Regions from separate parts of the Homo sapiens genome. Here region 1 is linked to region 2. The links are chromatin contacts, found by Hi-C or POLR2A ChIA-PET in ENCODE. All regions are on one chromosome and are shown on one strand. The core of a region is the stretch at or near the end of the contact, and the rest is flanking DNA. Distances in the headings are between cores, read along the strand shown.

The links. Hi-C counts contacts between places; a loop is a spot of excess contacts on that map. ChIA-PET counts read pairs that join two places held with the same protein, here RNA polymerase II (POLR2A). Pooled maps may share reads with other maps.
Region 1: a loop to region 2 is called in a pooled map, with 2.8 times the contacts of the local background. The contact joins the promoter of PSEN2 here to the promoter of ACBD3 in region 2. A Hi-C loop is called at or near these places in 5 of 50 pooled maps. POLR2A ChIA-PET finds 5 or more read pairs at or near these places in 3 of 52 experiments (HEK293, activated CD4-positive, alpha-beta T cell and activated T-cell).

Annotation. Positions count from the first base shown.
Region 1 is chr1:226,866,062-226,872,413 of GRCh38, forward strand. PSEN2 (presenilin 2) reads left to right here and starts at 4,555. Exons shown (of 13, transcript NM_000447.3): 1 at 4,555-4,588; 2 at 5,201-5,343. It overlaps LOC105373119 (a long non-coding RNA gene), which reads right to left and starts at 4,489. Exons shown (of 3, transcript XR_949226.4): 1 at 4,301-4,489. RefSeq lists silencers at 4,358-4,957, 4,968-5,017.
Region 2 is chr1:226,183,800-226,189,529 of GRCh38, forward strand. It overlaps ACBD3 (acyl-CoA binding domain containing 3), which reads right to left and starts at 2,942. Exons shown (of 8, transcript NM_022735.4): 1 at 2,591-2,942. The coding sequence starts at 2,876. LOC101927247 (a long non-coding RNA gene) reads left to right here and starts at 4,097. Exons shown (of 2, transcript XR_001738504.2): 1 at 4,097-4,134. It also overlaps the pseudogene RPL34P7. RefSeq lists silencers at 2,433-2,912, 2,549-2,843.

The sequences.
Region 1 (6,352 bases), core at 3,305-5,804, 680 kb after region 2:
TTGGTGTTAATTTTTCTTTAAAGGTTTGGCAGAAAATTCACCAAGCTGAAGCCATCTGGTCCTGCTTTAGGGGAGGTTTTTGATTACTGATTCAACCTTTTTTTTTTTTGTTTGTTTTTGAGATGGAGTCTCGCTCTGTCACCCAGACTGGAATGCAGTGGCTCAATCTCGGCTCACTGCAAGCTCCGCCTCCCGGGTTCATGCCATTCTCCCGACTCAGCCTCCTGAGTAGCTGGGACTACAGGCGCCTGCCACCACACCCGGCTTTTTTTTTTTTTTTTTTAGTAGAGATGGGGTTTCACCGTGTTAGCCAGGATGGTCTCAATCTCCTGACCTCGTGATCTGCTGGTCTCAATCTCCTGACCTCGTGATCTGCCCGTCTCAGCCTCCCAAAGTGCTGGGATTACAGGCTTGAGCCATCGTGCCTGGCCTTACTGATTCAACCTCTTATTGGATTCAATCTCTTTACTTTTCCTAGCTTGTTCAGATTTATTTCTTCCTGAGTCAGTTTTGGTCATTTGTGTACAGTTGTTCACAGTATTCACTTAAAATGCTTTTTTTTTTTTTTCCTGTAAGGTCCATAGTGATGCCCCTACTTTCATGTCTGATTTTAGTTATTTGCATCTTTACTCTTTATTTCTCAGTCTAGCTAAAGATTTGTCAGTGTTGTTCATCTTTTCAAAATTTTCATTTCAGCTATTGTACTTTTCAGCTCCAGAATTTTGATTTGGTTTATTTTTCATAATTTGTCTCTTTGCTGATATTCTGTTTATACATTTATTGTTTACCTGGCTTCCTTTAGTTCTTTGTCCATGGTTTCCTTTAGTTAGTTAAGCATATTTAAGACCATTTAAATAAACGTTTAAGTAAACTTTTAAACATTTAAATAAAAGTCTTTGTCTAGCAAGTTCAATGTCTAGGCCTCCCCAGGGATGGTTTCTATCAATTTCTTTTTCCTGTGAATGGGTTGTACTTTTCTTTTTTCTTGGTATGCTTCCTATTTTATTTATTTATTTACTTTTTGGTTAAAAACTGGGCACTTCGGGCCTGGCATGGTGGCTCACGCCTGTAATCCCAGCACTTTGGGATGCCGAGGTGGGTGGGTCACAAGGTCAGGCATTCGAGACCATCCTGGCCAACATAATGAAACCCTGTCTCTACTAAAAATACAAAAAATTAGCTGGGTGTGGTGGTGGGTGCCTGTAATCCCAGCAACTCGGAAGGCTGAGGCAGGAGAATCGCTTGAACCTGGGAGGTGGAGGTTGCAGGCTGCTGAGATCGCGCCACTGCACTCCAGCCCTGGTGACAGTGGGAGTCTCTGTCTCAAAAAAAAAAAAAAAAACAAAAACTGGGCACTTCAACCTGAAAAAGCTGATTGAAAGAAAAAAAAACCTGGGCATTTTGAATATTATAATGTGGTAACTCTGGAAATCAGATCCTGTTAATGCTTATTAAGGGCTGCAGTCTTCTGTTTGTTTAGATCATGCCTTAGTCTTTCTGGCCACCAGCCCCTATCCTGAAGCTAGTCAGGGGTCCCCAGCCACCAGTCATTTCATTAGCATACCAACAACATTCATCACACCTGAGATTCCAAAGGTTTTAGAAGCTTGTGCCAGGAACGGGGATAAAGACCAAATATTTATTTTTATTATATCACAACTTCCTAACTCATTTATTGAGTCATTATGCTTCACCTTAGGGCATATGCAGCCTCTTCACATTAGGGGAAATTCAGCCTATCAAGTGCAACACTGAAAGCTAAATAACAACAACACAACAACAACCAATCAGGGATGGGCGCGGTGGCTCATGCCTGTAATCTAATCCCAGCACTTCAGGAGACCGAAGCGGGAGGGTCACTTCAGGTCAGGAATTCGAGACCACCCTGGTCAACATGGCAAAAACCCCCTCTCTACTAAAATTACAAAAATTAGCTGGGCAGGGTGGCACATACCTGTAATTCCAGCTAACTTGGGAGGCTGAGGCAAGAGAATCACTTGAACTTGGGAGGCAGAGGTTGCAGTGATCTGAGATCGTGCCACTGCACTCCAGCCTGGGCGAAAAAGCAAGACCCTGTTTCAAAACAACAACAACAACAAACCAGGTTGGGGAGTTATTTCCCAGGAATTCTGTAGCAAGGGCTCATATGCATCAGTTAGAGTTGGACTTTGTGACCTTCAGGTGTCCTTCCTTTTCCAAGAATCGATTATTTTTATAATTCTGTTAAATGTAATTAATTTCTCAAATTTATCAAAGATCATTATTTGGACCATTATTTTCTTAGCCAAAATGCTGGCCTGCCCCAGTTCCATCCAGGGTTAATCTGCATTTAAACAGCTCTTTGAAAATATTTGGTTTTCCCCATCCATCTATGGCCAATTGATTTTTGACAAGAAGCCAAGACAATTCAATAGGAAAAGGACAATCTCTTCAACGAATGGTGCTGGGACAACTAGAAGTCCACATGCAAAACAATGAACTTGGACCCTAACCTCACACTACATACAAAAATTATCTTAAAATGGATCAACAACCTAAATATAGGAGCTAAAACTATAAAACTCTTAGAAGAAAACACAGGAGTAAATCTTCACAACCTTGGATTTGACAATGATATCTCACACAGGACACCAAATGCACAAACAACAAAAGAAAAAACAGTTAAGCTGAAGTTCATCAAAATTAAAGTTTTATGTGCATGAAAGGACATCAGAAAGTGAAAAAGACAATTACAGAATGGGAGAGAAATATTTGCAAAGCATATATCTGATAAGGGTCTAGTGTCCAGAATATATAAAGAACTCTTACAACCCAACAACAAAAAGACAACCCAATTTTAAAATGGGCAAAGGACTTGAATAGGCATGTCTCCAAAGAAGATATACAGATGGCCAACAAACACATGAAAAGGAGAATGCTTAATAGCATTAGTTATTAGGAAAATGTAAACCAAAACCAGAATGAGGTACCGCTGCACACCTACTAGGATAACAATAAAATGGAAAATAACAAGTGTTGGTGAGGATGTGGAGAAATTGGGATCCTGTACATTGCTGGTAGGAATATAAAATGGTTCAGCCATCGTGGAAACCACTTGGGGTTCCCCAAATAGTTAAACACTGAAGGCTGGGCACGGTGGCTCATGCCTATAATCCAGCACTGTGGGAGGCCAAGGCAGGCAGATAACTTGAGTTCAGGATCAAGACCAGCCTGGCCAACATGGGGAAACCCCATCTCTACTAAAAATACAAAAATTAGCCAGATGTGGTGGCACACACCTGTAACTCCAGCTACTCAGGAGGCCGAGGCAAGATAATTGCTCGAACCTGGGAGGCAGAGGTTGCAGTGAGCCAAGATTGCGGCCACTGCACTCTAGGCTGGGCAACAGAGCAAGGCTCTGTCTCAAAAAAAAAAAAAAATTGAATTACCATGCGATCCAACAATTCAACCCCTATGTATGTACCCTCCCCAAATAAAAATGGGCTCTCAAACAAATACATGTACATGCATGTTCATGGTAGCATTATTCACAAAGCCAAAAGATGCAAACAGCCCCAATGTCCATAGATGAATAAACTGTGGCATACATGATACACACACACACACGCACACACATATACATATACACACACAAACACTATTCAGTCATAAAAAGGAATAAAGTCTGTTACATGCTACCTGAGGATGAACCTCGAAAACATGCTAAGTGAAAGACACAAAAGTCCACACACTGTGATTCCGTTTATATGAAGTATCTAAAGTAAGTAAATATAGAGACAGAAGTAGACTGGTAATTGCCAGGGGCTGGGGGGGAAGAGGGCATTGGGAAGAAACTTCTCAATGGGTATGGGGTTTTTCTTTCGGAATGAGGAAAATGTTTTGGAACTAGACAGAGGTGGTGGTTGCACAGCATTGTGAATTCACTAAATGCCACTGAAATGCCCACTTTAAAATGGTAAATTTTATGTTATGTGAATTTCACCTTAAGTTAAAAAAAAAAAAGTAAAACTACTCAGACAACGCCAAATTATTGACAATCTCAACCTACCCCACAGACCCCAAATCCTGGAACCACAACCCCCTAGGCCAATTCTCAGGTCAGGCAGCAATTTATTCCTGTTCAATTTTATGCAGAGCTCCTGGTGGCTCTGAAGCGCCCTAGGGAACAGACCAGGAACATTCTCATGGTGTTAGCTCACATTGGGCCATTAGTGCTCCTTTAATGTGAGAACAACCGGGAGGAGGAGGGGATGTGGACCCAAAACTACAAGAAAGAGTGTCCTCGAAGCCTATGTCCTACCGCCCCACGCTGCTGCCAGGCCCGCAGGAAGATGACAGGCCCGGCCTCCACTCCTTCTAAGGTCGTCGCTTAGTTCCGACGTCGGGATGACCCTGTCATCCACGCGGCGTGAAGGCCACCCTCCCCGCGCGCCCGGGACTCCAGGTGGGGCCCCAGTGGACGAGGGAACGCGGCGTCGCCCACCGGGCGTGGCCTGGGCGGGCGTGGGGCGGGGCCTGGGCCGGCGCCGGGTCCGGCCGGGCGCTCAGCCAGCTGCGTAAACTCCGCTGGAGCGCGGCGGCAGAGCAGGTGAGCGGGCGGTGCCGGGGGGTGCCCAGGCCAGGGCCCTGTCGCCTGCGGCGCTGAGGGCCCGGGGTGGGGCTGCGCCCTGAGGGCCCTGCCCTGCCCTCCGCACGCCTCTGGCCACGGTCCCTTCCCCGGCTGTGGGTCTGCGGCCCCTGCGTGCGCAGCGCTCCTGGCCTCTGCGGCCAGCGCGGGGGCGGAGAGAGGAGAGTGCCCGGCAGGCGGCGGCTGGGCCGGCCCGGAACTGGGTCGTGGAAGGATCGCGGGGAGCGGCCCTCAGGCCTTCGGCCTCACTGCGTCCCCACTTCCCTGCGCCCGCCTGCCGCCGAGCCCCGGCTGGGGGTGGGCGCGGCGCGAGCGGTTAAAGGGCCGGTGCATTTAAAGGAGCGGTGCACGTGGGTCTCTGAGGCGTGTAGCAGGCGGGGGCGTTTTGTTCTTCTTCTCTCTCGCCGGAGACCTCCGTTGCGCCGAGTCCATTCGGCCTCTAGCACCGGGTCCTGGGCATGCTTTCCCCGGGAAGGAGGCGCGCGGGGGCTCTGCCCGCACGTGAGGGGCAGGGCCGCAGGCTCAAGCCTAGAGCCGGTTTCTGTTAGCAGCGGTGTTTGGCTGTTTTATCAGGCATTTCCAGCAGTGAGGAGACAGCCAGAAGCAAGCTTTTGGAGCTGAAGGAACCTGAGACAGAAGCTAGTCCCCCCTCTGAATTTTACTGATGAAGAAACTGAGGCCACAGAGCTAAAGTGACTTTTCCCAAGGTCGCCCAGGTACGATATAGCAGAGCCAGGCTTCGACCCCAGTGTCCTGGCTTCTAGATCTGCTGTCCATCCCTCCGAGCAGACCTCACCCCTGTTTATTGCCTTAATAAGTATTCCCTTTGAAAGGTATGAACGGTGTTGAGTGAAGTAACTGCATCCCTATTTACAAATGGAGAACCTGAGAGCATTCCATAGAGACGATTGTAGACTAACTTAACTCAGAAGCGACAGCCTGGGGTTGCCAAGGCTGTCTACGAAGTAACTTGATTAGGACCGACCCCAGCTTCCAGTAAGGAAGCCTCTGATGCCTCTGTAGCCAATTCTGCAGACACCTGAGCCTCCAAGGCCTTCAGCCAAGACCTTTGGCGGTAATTGGAGTCTCGGGATAAGCTGCTTCAGGTGTGTGAGCCTCAGGTTCTTCTCTCCTGAATGTGGTTGTGGGCAGCCGGTGACTGGCGCAGGTGCAGAAGGGGCCTGGTTCTTGGCCCCACCTCAGAGCTGCGTCCTCACGACGCCCACGTTGAGCCTTGGGTTCCAGGGCAGAGACTGGAGTGAGGGCTTGGGGGCATGTTGCTTTGAAGTGGGATGGATGTATCAGGTTTTTGGGGAAAACTCTGTACCCTTTGGTGTTGAAGTGCCCATGTGCCAAGTCTTGAGTCCAGCATGTTCACATGTGGGGAGTGAGTGGCTTGTTCCTGTCTATTTGAAAGAGCAGCAAGGAGGAGGAGGAGCAAGGGCTAGGGGCTGCTGCTGGGGTGCCTGGAGCTGTGGTGCATAATGTCACACCTGTCTCCCCTCCGTAGCTGCTCACCGTCCCCCCAAGGGGGGTTTGCCTCTTGCCTACTTTGGCCTTTCTCTGTTATCGATGTTAATAATGACATATATCTCGCTTATGAGTTGGTCATAATAAAAAGCTATCTTGTACAGAATATTAGAATTTAAGATCTTAAGAATTTCAATGACACTGAAATAGTTTATTATTACCTTTTTACAGAAGAGGAAACAAGTTCAGGGAGTT
Region 2 (5,730 bases), core at 1,692-4,191:
CTTGAACCCTCGAGGCAGAGGTTGCAGTGAGCTGAGATCGCGCCATTGCACTCTAGCCTGAGCAACAAGAATCAAACTCTGCCTAAAAAAAAAAAAAAAAAAAAAAACCAGGCTGGGCACAGTGGCTCACACCTGTAATCCCAGCACTTTGGGAGGCTGACGCAGGAGGATCACGAGGTCAGGAAATCGAGACCATCCTGGCTAACACGGTGAAACCTCGTCTCTACGAAAAATACAAAAAATTAGCCGGGCGTGGTGGTGGGCACCTGTAGTCCCAGCTACTCGGGAGGCTGAGGCAGGAGAATGGAGTGAATCCGGGAGGTGGAGCTTGCAGTGAGCCCCGAGATGGCACCACTGCACTCCAGCCTGGGCGACAGAGTGAGACTCTATCTCAAAAACAAAAAACAAAACAAAGGCAGCATTACTTGGCTCACTCCACATTCCATAATTCTTCTGACTGCTTTTACATCCTTCCCTTTTGTCAGTTAGTGTCTCATATACTAACAGTCTCCAATGACACATGCAGAAAGGTAGCTTTTAATTGCTACACAGCTATTTCTCCTTTTTAGTACCTGGATATTGCTTTGAGAACTTCATTTAGGAAGTGAGTGAACCACACCTATCAGTGTAGCTTTATTCTCTAAGGTGACTAACACCTAGGCCCCAAGTTATAAGTTTCCCCAGGATTCCTACCACTCAAGACACATGTTAAAATAATCTGTTAGGTTAAGACCACTGAATCTTAAATCTGAGACATCATATTTTATAGAATCCAGCTCCCTTTATACATATGAAACTGATTCTGGAAAAGTTAATTGTCTAGTTTACAAGGTAACTAGAATCCAGAGCTTCCTGACTCTCCAAACAATGTTAAGTATACTACACGTTACAGTGTTTTAATCTTTTTCTTTGTTTTGAGACAGAATTTCACTTTGTCGCCCAGGATGGAGTGCAGTGGCATGATCTCGGCTCACTGCAACCTCTGCCTCCCATATTGAAGCGATTCTTTTTTTTTTTTTAGACGGAGTTTTGCTCGTCGCCCAGGCTGGAGTACAATGGTGCCATCTTGGCTCACTGCAACCTCCGCCTCCCGGGTTCAAGTGATTCTCCTGCCTCAGCCTCCCTCAGTCCTGCAACAGAGCAGGACTCCAGCTCAAAAAAAAAAAAAAAAAGGAATTAGTTCATTTCTACTCTTACTCTCTGCTACAATATACTTTACTGAAAAATAAGTTCCAAGAATAAAAATTTAAGATGGAATGTAGCTATATGAATTGTACAGAAACCACCTGATTTTTATCAAGTGGTAATATATCATCACTACAGCAAACTCTAAATTCAAGCCGGTGATCTAAAAGTCAAATGATCCAAAACCCATTAGCCATTACCAATTCCCCAAGCTAGTTAGTACACAGAGGGCTCAACTCATTGTGCAATGACCACGAATATGTCATTGAATGTGAAATGATCAAATGTTCTGGAAAATTTATAAAACTTTCACTAGTTTGCACAATTAAAGTTATTTTGAGAGAAAACAACTTCCGTGTGTATCATTACATTGAACTACTCAACTTTGGCTAGTAAAATATGTACTCCAAAAGGTACTCCCTCTGGGGAAAGTGTCATAAATATGCTGCTCTGGAATGTACGTGGAACCTAGCAACCACTTTTAAAGTTGCATTTGCTGATGTCCCTCCCTGTCCATTCGCCCTACAAGACTAAGTATCTTTAAGAATCAAACTAACGGGCTTTCATCAGTTTTTCCCACTGACAAAAATCATGTGATTGGTCTCTCCACCATTCGACTAAGTGAATCACCCAATTAAAAAAAAAAAAAACCGCACACTACAATCTTGCTCTAAGACAAGAGACATTTAACAATTAATTATGCGAAAAGCACAGAAGGTACTGTTAGGCCTTACTCTGAGAATTCACTCTTGCACATTGCTTACAATGTAAAATTTTAACCACCTAGAAGTTACTAGAACATAGTGGACATCTCTCCTCAAGAGTTTGACAAGCCGGAGAGGATGATGAGCTTAACACTTTACTTCCTCCTCTCTGCCACATCAATCTGCCGGGGGATCAAGTCCTGTTCCAGTTTATGGTTCCCAAGAATGGCTGGAAAAGCTATGTATGGAACCTCTTGACAGATTTCTTCCACTAAGGGTAAAAATCGGCGGGTTCTGATGTGACAAGCCATGGGAAATAGGAAAAGAAAAGCGTCAGTTAAAAAAATAATAATAATAAAAGGCAATCCCAGAATGGGATCCTTTGGAAGAAAGTGGGCTCATTCTTCCACCAGGGCTCCTGGAAATCCCAGAAGCTAAATCAGGTAAAATGTCCCGGTAACCTCTGGGAGGCGGGACATGACTGCTAAACCAAGGTTGCAGGCCCGTCAGGGGTGTGACCTAGTGGCCAAGCGGGTAGTGACAAACTTCGGGTACCCCCAAGGAGGGAACCCCGCTTGAGTCACCACAGCCCAGTATGAGTGGGTGAGGGCAAGTCTGGTCCAGTCACCCTGGGGACCACAGCCCACGCCGGGCTCCCGGGGCCGGGCAGAAGCGGCGGGGGTGGGGCTGGCCCGGCTCACCTTTGAAGAAGCGCAGTGCCAGGCCGTACAACTCCTCCAGGCCGAAACCCCAGCGCTGCTCCAGCCGCCGCGCCTCCTCCGCCGCGCCCCCAGCCGCCGCCTCCCCGGGCTCGGGCTGCTCCCCTGAGGCGCCCGGGCCGCGACCGGATCCAGGTGGCGAGGGCGGTGGCAGCGGTGGCGGCAGCAGCGGGGCGCCCTCCGCCCCAGGCCGCTCCTCCGGGTCCGGGCTGAGCGTGAGGCCGTCGACGGACACCTCGAGTCGCTCTGCGTTCAGCACCGCCGCCATCTCCGGCTGCTGCACCTCCTCAGCGGGGACAGACGGCAGCCACGTATCGACTTCCTGCTGACCTCTGACCTCCGCTTACCGACACCGGAACTTCCGCTGCTGAGGAGGCTGGAGGGCTCCGGGAGAGGGGCTGAGGCCTGGCGCCCCACCCCCTCCGGAATCGTCAGTTGCCCTGGCTCAGCGACCACCCTTCAGGCTCCCCAACTCCCGTTGGTCCCGAACTCCCCTCCCCCGCACCCCATCCTTTCGGATCCCAGTTGCTCCAGGTGGGCGGGTGCTACCACCCCCACCGCTCGGTTCGGTGCTGCGGCTGTCAGTGCCCAGCAGGGGCGGGGTCAGTGGAGCCCCGCGCGGGGGTCGGAGTAGGGAGGATTGACGAGGTCGGCCAGCACCCAACCCTCCAGGTCAGAGGCCCTTCACATTTGCAGGGGCCTGCGTGGTTGGCAGAGCTCTTTTGCCCACCACCATCTCGTTTGGCCTTCACAGCAACTCTAAGGAAATGCAGGGCAAATTCCCAATTTTTTTAAAAGGGGAAACTGAGACTGCAGAGAAATTCAGTGACTTTGAGGTTGCAGACGGGGCTGATCCTGGTTTTGCAGGAAGCGCAGCTCATACAATTTGTGGGGACCCTCATTAGGAAAGAGTACAAAAAGTTACGCGCAGAAGGGTAGGAAAGTGAATGTATATTTAGAAAGAGAAAGAAAAAACAAATGATATTTTAAAAGTTAATAAAACCCACAAACATCACACACATAACCGTAATATTTTCATTGACTGCCTGATATTCTTCTACAGGGCGTCTGAGAGCCCAGAAACCTATTTTTTTCTAAAAGATTGAAGTCGCCCCCGACATTATGTATATTCACCTGTGTTTCCAGACTTTGGGAGCACCATTTATGATCATTTTTCCCACCTTTGTTTTGGCTGCGTACTTCTGATTGCCTTTTCCTATAACAATTATTTTGTAACTTTTTTTTTTTTTTTTTTTTTTTGTTTTTTGCAGACAGTCCTGCTGTGCCACCCAGGCTGGAGTGTAGTGGTGCAATTCGGTTCACTGCAACCTCTGCCTCCCGGGTTCAAGCAACTCTCCTGCCTCAGCCTCCCAAGTAGTTGGGATTACAGGTGCTCACCACCACGCCCGGCTAATTTTTGTAAACTTAGTAGAGTCAGAGTTTCCCCATGTTGGCCAGGCTGGTCTCAAACTCCTGACCTCATGTGATCTGCCCGCCTCAGCCTCCCCAAAGTGCTGGGATTACAGGTGAGAGCCACCGCGCCCGGCGTATTTTGTAATTCTCTATAAAGAAAAGAGAAAGATCAGTCTTTTCTCCAGCATGGCTGATTAAATTTGTTTCTTAATAATTGTTTATAAATTTATTTCAGCATCACAACTCATTACTGATATTGTTAACGTACTTTTTTAGGGTTATTGTTCAGTTTGGGAAACCTCTCTCAAGTTTCATGGATGTGCTATGAGATTTTTATGGCCGTTTGGCTGCTTCAGTGACAATTTTGTGTGTGGTTTTTACTGAAGCCCTAGAGAGTTTTTTTCTTTTTTTTGAGACGGAGTCTCTCTCTGTCGCCCACGCTGGAGTGCAGTGGCGCGATCTTGGCTCACTGCAAGCTCCGCCTCCAGGGTTCACGCCATTCTCCTGCCTCAGCCTCCTGAGTAGCTGGGACTATAGGTGCCCACCACCATGCCCGGCTAATTTTTTTGTATTTTTAGTAGAGACGAGGTTTCACCGTGTTAGCCAGGATGGTCTCAATCTCCTGACCTTGTGATATGCCCGCCTCGGCCTCCCAAAGTGCTGGGATTACAGGCGTGAGCCACCGCGCCTGGCCGAGGGTTTTTTTCAGGACAAGATTTGTATGCTGCATTCAGACAGGATCTCATTCATTACGGTGGATAAGACATATAACTTCACATACAGACAGACTCACTGTAGTACAACTATAAGTTTTTGTCCCATAAACATAGGGTTTCTAATCTATTCCCTTTTGCATGCTTCACATAAAAACATGAAGTATGGTGCAGTTATAATTGCAGATATGACTTAGATTCTCAGTGAGTGAGAACCTTCATTTTGATTAGGCATTGAGAGAATTGATCCCTCTCCTTATAATCTTCCACTTCTGATGGTTGGAAGCATATTTTTAAGTCTTTTAATTTTAATTACTCAAAGAAGCTTCATTTTTTATTTAGCTTTCTGACCCTGTGCTTGTGCCTTCAACACTCTCACAATGATTTTCTTTTCCTCGATAAGGAAAACATGCTTGATCCTGTCACAAACACATATAGCACACATGGAACCACCATAGGCCCTGCTGACATGGTTTTTTGTGTTTTGGACAATCTCATAAGACTTCGGGTCTTATAGCACGAACCCCTTGAAGTCTGCGTGGGTACACACCACAGTAGATTTTGGTGCTTTCCCAGCCTTCTTGGTATAAAGGTAAGCAATTATATTACCAGGGGTTCAGGACAGCCTAGTTTTATTAGAAGCTGTATTGTAGGAAAGCCTACAACAGTATGTCAAACGCTGGACCATTCTATGTGCCTATAGACAACATCCCCAGAAGAGGAAAAAGAATGGAAGAATTTTACTAGCTCTTTCTTTTCTTTCAAACCTTGTTGCTCCTCCACTACCCAAGTACTTCCTGTGTCAGGCAACATAGGGTTCCTTCGCCCTTTGGCCTTGCACTTTTGTGACATGGTGCTGGCTGAATTGACATAATGGGCAGTAGGTATATTCCAGAAAGCCATTCCTACACCCATGGTGAGCAATAATTTAAAAACATGCAGAAGTGACTGCAAACCACTTAAATGCATGCCACTGACCCCAAATTAAATGTATCC